Linked DNA regions of Homo sapiens: region 2 is linked to region 1. The links are chromatin loops, found by intact Hi-C in ENCODE. Cell type or tissue: Panc1. All regions are shown on one strand. Each heading gives the region's core, and the rest is flanking DNA. Links, peaks and the distances in the headings are about the cores only.

Region 1 (2,912 bases), core at 226-2,725:
CAGAAGCAAGAGAGAGGAATTCAAAATCCCTAATCATTAATTCCTCCCGTCCCTGCCTTTTTCACTCTGTCCAGAAAAATTAGTTTTCTGAATAATTTTCATGGAACAGAAATAGCTCAAGTCTGACATGTTCTTCAATAAAAATGCAGATATTAGTGACCTTCACACACACAGAGCCTCTCCCGAGTGAACATAGCCCCTCAACGTGCAAGTCTTGCCTGAATGCCTCGATGTCCATTTAAAGCCACCTGGTAAGAGGAGCAGGTATTTCTGTAACTGAGAGGAGTATTGGGAAGAGGCTAGAGACAACATTTTATATTTCTGAGCCCTTGGGATAAGAAAGAGCCCCATTTTCTTGCCTGAAGTCCTCTGAGCAGTTAGAACCACTGGGCCACTGCTGCTCATCTGTAGCCCATCCACTGATGGCTCCTTGCCCAGACACAGAGCCTGACCCAGCCAGTGGACCTGGAGAGGAAAAGGGGATAAGATGAGAAATGGGAGTTGAGGGCCTCCCAGCTCCCCATTACTAATATTAATTTACTTTCTATATGCAACTATGGCTATGGGAATTTAGGACCACATGAAGCAATAAGATCAAATGGAAATCTTGACCTGCTTGTTTGGGTGAATCAATTTTCCTGGAAGGCTCAGGGCACTGTGGGGAAAAAACGCATACGAGGTGAAAACATGGCTGTTGCTAGAGCCCAGGAGACCCTATGAGTTCAGTCAAGGCTGGGAGAGAGTCAGGGGCTCTACCCTGTGACCCCCAGGAGAGTTTGCACCCACCATGTCACAAGGGCACTGCTATATGCTCAGAAGGGAGCTGTGTTACGAATTTTCAAATGATTCACTGCTCTCTAGATCAAGGTTGTTGTTATCAAGCAAAAGCAGTAGGAAGAGTGTGTGAGTAGAGCACTCCGTAGTTAACAGAAGGTGTTCAGATACTTGCTGATTTGATTCTCAAACTACCCTGGACTGTCGGCTTCATCAAGACAGAGAATCATGTCTGTCCCATTCATTGCTATCAACTGTGCTAAGGACGGGGAGTGGCACGTAACAGGCGCTCCGTGCATATTTGTTAAATAAAAATAAAAGAACCCAATAAGATAAGAAATAGGAGTTATTATTCCTATTTTATAATTGAGGCCGAGAGTCCCACAGTTAATAAACGGCAGAGTCAAGACAAGACTGAGCATCTTAATCCCAAGGTCATTGCTAGCTATTTTGTCTTATGAAGCTTCTAGGTCACAAGCTTCAGGATGCAAAGAACTCCAAAGGTAGGAGCATATGGAGGAGCTGTACAGCGCAGAGAAAAGCAGGCAGAGTCCCTGGAGCTTCCCAGAACACAGAAAGATTTACAAAGAAAGCTCAGGACTGAGATGTGGACACCGACATGGCAAGAAGCTTCACTTCCTCCCTGCGTGGCCAGGACACATCCCCAGCGAGCAGGGACTCATTGGGGATATGTGTGGCTCTTTAGCCTCCCCTGCAGGAGAGTTTCAGAATGCACCCTCTCTAAGGGGCTGAAGTGCTCATAGGAAAGCCCAGATCTGATGGATGATCCACTATTGAGGTATTCCTAAACAGTGGGATGCATCACCCCCACTTCTCCAGAGGAAATAACCAAGAGTTTAGTCTTACTACAAATTAGAAAGCTGCTAATGTGCATAGCTCGTTATGAAGTACAACTATAAGACATTGGGTTCTTAAAGCTGAGAGGAACCCTAAATAGTCCATAGCCTGGGTTCCTAGATAAAAGGTCTGCGAAGCTGCTGAAATAATCTGCATATTATGAGTATTCTGGAGGGGATTGTCCATGACTTTCATCAGATCCTCAGAGGCGTCTCAGATTCAAACCCAGCCACAGGAGGGTCTAGAATTACCTCCTCAGCCCCTCAACTAAGCAGATTTGCTCAAAGCCGCAGGGATGGGAAGTCCGTCTTTCCCAAGGCAGCTGAGGTCATTTCCTGTGATCAATTCCTGCTCCCCACAGAGAGTGAGGAATGTACAGATGGTTCCACTAGAACCCGAACAAAACAACTCCCTCCATGTGTCCGGCATATGAGGTCCAAAAATGAGCTGTAGGGTGGGAGTACTGGGACAGCCTTCAAAATGCACCAGCCAGCACGGAAAGGGCTGCTTTTGAAATTTGTGCATTTAAAGACAACTAACGACTAGTTTCATTGCCTCCCCCAAAGTGAAGTTTTTAAGTGACAGATTCTGCTCCTCTGTCTCATAATATTCTTACATAAAGGTTAGGCATGGAGCTGATGGCACCCATCAGCCCCAAATTCGAGTAGACCACCCCCAGAATGAAGTCTAAGTCATGGAGACAAAGCCCCGCGCTTGTGCTGAATGAGATCCTCTAGTGCTCTCTGGTGGCTACGACTTGTTACTGCACCTTTCACAACACATTTGTACGAAGTTTGTATTTCTGATTTTTTTTAAGTATTCCAAAACTGAAATCAGTTTAAAGTCCTCTCTTTGCTTACATATGAGTTGGGGCTCAAGGATTGTATAATCAATATGTCATGTGACTTATCAATGGCAGAGCCAACACTGGGGCTTAGGCCTTTCCTCTTGTTCGGGAGCTGTTTCCCACTCTGAGATTTGAAGGTGGGTGCAAGTGAAACATGGTGGAGAGCAGGAACTGCCAGGCTCAGGGTGGGAGCAAGCAGGTGTGTTAAGGATATCTCCGGGGCACAGAGCAGATTTGAGAGTTGGGGGCGACCCAAGAGCTGCACAGGGGCCAAATCACCAAAGGTCCTTTATGCCAGGATATGGAGCTTAGCGTCTGTTTGTAAGGAGGAGAGCCCCATGAAGGATTTTAAGGAGGAGAGCAATGGGATGGGGTCAAGGCAGCAGTGGGGAGGATGAACTGGGAAGCATTAAAAAGTAGGCCCACAGGCCGG
Region 2 (2,912 bases), core at 89-2,588, 250 kb before region 1:
ACTTGAAAGTAGGATATTTTATTCATCAGGAAAAAATGATCATGAAAACATTATGCTGAGAAGATGCACCGCAGGAAGCTCTGGGAAGGGATAGCCAATTGTCTGGAGAATTAGAAAAAGTCTTTAGAGGAAATGTGAATAAGCTAGGTTGTTTGAGAAAGAAAAACAATCATGCATTTAGGAATACATACACACATATACATACATTTAGGAAAAACTTTAGGATATTCCTCTCTTTCCCCACAGTTCCATGATGAAAGGTCTTTTTGGGATCAAGACCTTGGAGCGGGGCATGGTGCATAATGATGAAATTGTGATATGCAGCCTGGGTGGTGGCCATGTGTCTCTAGGCATTTTGTGGTGGGGCCCGAACCCATAGGAAGCTGTAGTAGAAGCAGTCCCGGAAGGGGAGGCAGGAGGCCTGGGTGCTAGATCTCGCTCTGCTGAAAAGTCAGCATTTGACTTTGGGGAAGTCATTTCTCCTTCTAGACTTCAGTCTCTTCATGTGTTAAATTAGTTCCGTTTTCTTTGTTTAATATTGAAAGCTTCTTTCCAGATATAGACAGAAAACTGAAAAGTAGGTGAAATTGATAGAACAGAGCTATTTTCATTCTTAGGCTCATTATTCTTCCCACTGAAGCTGGGGAATGGGTAAGAGCCACAGCAGCCTTTTTTCCCTTTTTACTCCCAAAGGAACCCCAGAAGCATGTCTCTTTCACTCTTGAGCACTGAAGAGCAGTTTGAAAGCCATAGGACCGAGGGCTCTTGGAATCCTCTACTCTGAAAGCAAGTACTTCTATGAAACTCACCAAGAAATCTGGTTTTTAAAAAAATGATAACAGCCAATAGCTAATATTTATGGAATATTGTTTATCAGGTTGTGTTCTAAGAGCCTTTCGCAACCCCGTAAGTTAGGCATATTGTCATCACCATTTTAGAGATGAAGTAAATGGAACATGAAAGGGCTGTGACTCACCCAGGGCCATGCAATTTTTAAGAGGCAAGATTCAAACCCAGACAGTACGGCTCCAAAGGCCATGATAATAAATAATAACCATTATGCTATACTGCTTTTTAACAGTCCCACAAATGTGTTCCTTGACATTTGCTTAAATAGCTCAAGCTATAGCTTAAGTTCATTTATTTTTAAGCCCATAACAGAAGTAACCAATTGAAGAATTAAATATGTCATCCTATAACCTAATTGCTGTTCTTTAGAACAAAGTTATGATGAGGAGTTTGTTTTCCTGAATGTAGCTGGGCGATATTTTTCTGCTCTACTGAATTCCATTTCTTCTTCCTCTCTCCATATTCCACAGGCCCTGATTTTTTTCCTTTGGTGGAGAGGAAGAACAGCTGGTCCCCATCTTCATAATATCCTCCATTTGGCCACCATTAACAAATTTATCAGCCTCCCCAGATCTAAGCAAAAGCAGCAGAAAAGATCTAGGTATCCCCATATCCCACAGCACTGGGCAGGGGTCTGCACTGAGTTGCTGGTTTCAGGACAGTCAGAGAAGTTCTGGGAAAGGGACAAGAGTAAGCTCCCTGCAAAGTCCTAGCCTCCAACCTCAGCTGAGCCCTCGCCACTCATCACTAAGTTTTTATTTCCTGTTTTCTAATGTCTGATTGCTTCCCAAAGCAGTCGTGCAAATTCTTCTCCACATTTCCACGTCTCAAACTGCACCCTATTTCCTCAGTTTCCCCAGTTCACAGCTTGTCTTTGATTTGCCAGCAGGGATCTTCTCTGCTCTGAGCTTCCTCAGCTTCCTGTGGCTCACTAGGAAAATCTTTCAGAGCTCCTCCCCGTTCTTTTCTCCTTTTCTTTTCCTTTTGATGAAGAAGTGCCCTGTATCCTTCCCCATGGACTCCTGGCCTTACCCTGCCCAGCTCTCCCCAAGCACTTAGCTCTGTCCACTCTCTCTCTTAAGTCTCCTGCTCCCTCAGTTGCTTTTTCTCCTCCCACTCTATGCCTTCAACCAACAAATAATGCAGGTTTCACTCATTTCAAACAGACCTTTCTTTGATCTAGTTTCCTAGTCTTCGCATCATCTTATTGTCCTTTCCGCTACCAAATCATGTGTTCATTTTTTCTTCTCGAGATGGAGTTTCACTTTCGTTGCCTAGTCTGGACTGGAATGGTGTGATCTTGTCTCACTGCAACCTCCGCCTCCTGGGTTCAAGCAATTCTCCTGCCTCAGCCTCCCGAGTAGCTGGGATTACAGGTTCGTTCCCCCATGCCCAGCTAATTTTTGTGTTTTTTTAGTAGAGACGGGGTTTCACCATGTCCGCCAGGCTGGTCTTGAATTCCTGACCTCAAGTGATCCGTCCGCCTCGACCTCCCAAAGTGCTGAGATTACAGGCATGAGCCACCGCGCCCGGCCGATGTTTTCATTCTTCCAGCACTTCTCTCTCCTCATTCTTCCTTGTAAACCCGAATCACAGCTCCTCCTCAAAAATCACTCCTGAGGTCTCAGCCGTCATCTCTAGCCACCATCATAAAACACTAGACTTCTGCCAACCCATAACTTCTTCCATGCCCTGTCACTAACTTGCTCTGTGATTCTGGGAAAGTCTGGCCTCTTTCTGGACCTCAGTCCTTTCAAATGTGAGTTTTCAAAGTTTTTAAAGCTTAATTCAAACAACGGTATTTTCAGAATCCTAACGTGTACAACAGATAAAAGGCACGGTGGTCACGGGTATAAATGTGTGTATATGTATTTATTTATACGTTAATATATATTCTTTGACCTGGTCAGCAGGAAGTATAAATGTGTATGTATGTATGTATGTGTGTGTGTGTGTGTGTTTATGCATGTGCACATGTGTGCATGTCTGTGTAGGGGCCAATGAGAACCTCGGATAACTTGAATGAGTAGCTCAGCTTCTTTCCCCTGAAAAATTCCCACTCT

What was found. Hi-C counts contacts between places; a loop is a spot of excess contacts. Peaks named below come from ENCODE experiments on the same cell type or tissue, not always from the same donor. Only the 100,000 strongest peaks of a DNase experiment are listed, where the experiment ranks them.
Region 2: it touches region 1 in a loop (2.4-fold over the local background); 3 of 110 quality-filtered maps call a loop at or near these places.

What each region holds. Positions count from the first base shown.
Region 1 is chr3:187,318,463-187,321,374 of GRCh38, reverse strand. No RefSeq gene overlaps it. Among named protein-coding and RNA genes, the nearest start is that of MASP1, 28 kb to the right of the region's middle. In Panc1, for the core only: CTCF peaks have their summits at 1,462 and 2,411 (motif pointing left); DNase peaks (open chromatin) are centred at 1,474 and 2,294; H3K4me3 peaks cover 755 bases; H3K27ac peaks cover 2,500 bases.
Region 2 is chr3:187,563,409-187,566,320 of GRCh38, reverse strand. No RefSeq gene overlaps it. Among named protein-coding and RNA genes, the nearest start is that of SST, 110 kb to the left of the region's middle. In Panc1, for the core only: no CTCF peak of the experiment used is centred there; no DNase peak of the experiment used is centred there; H3K4me3 peaks cover 271 bases.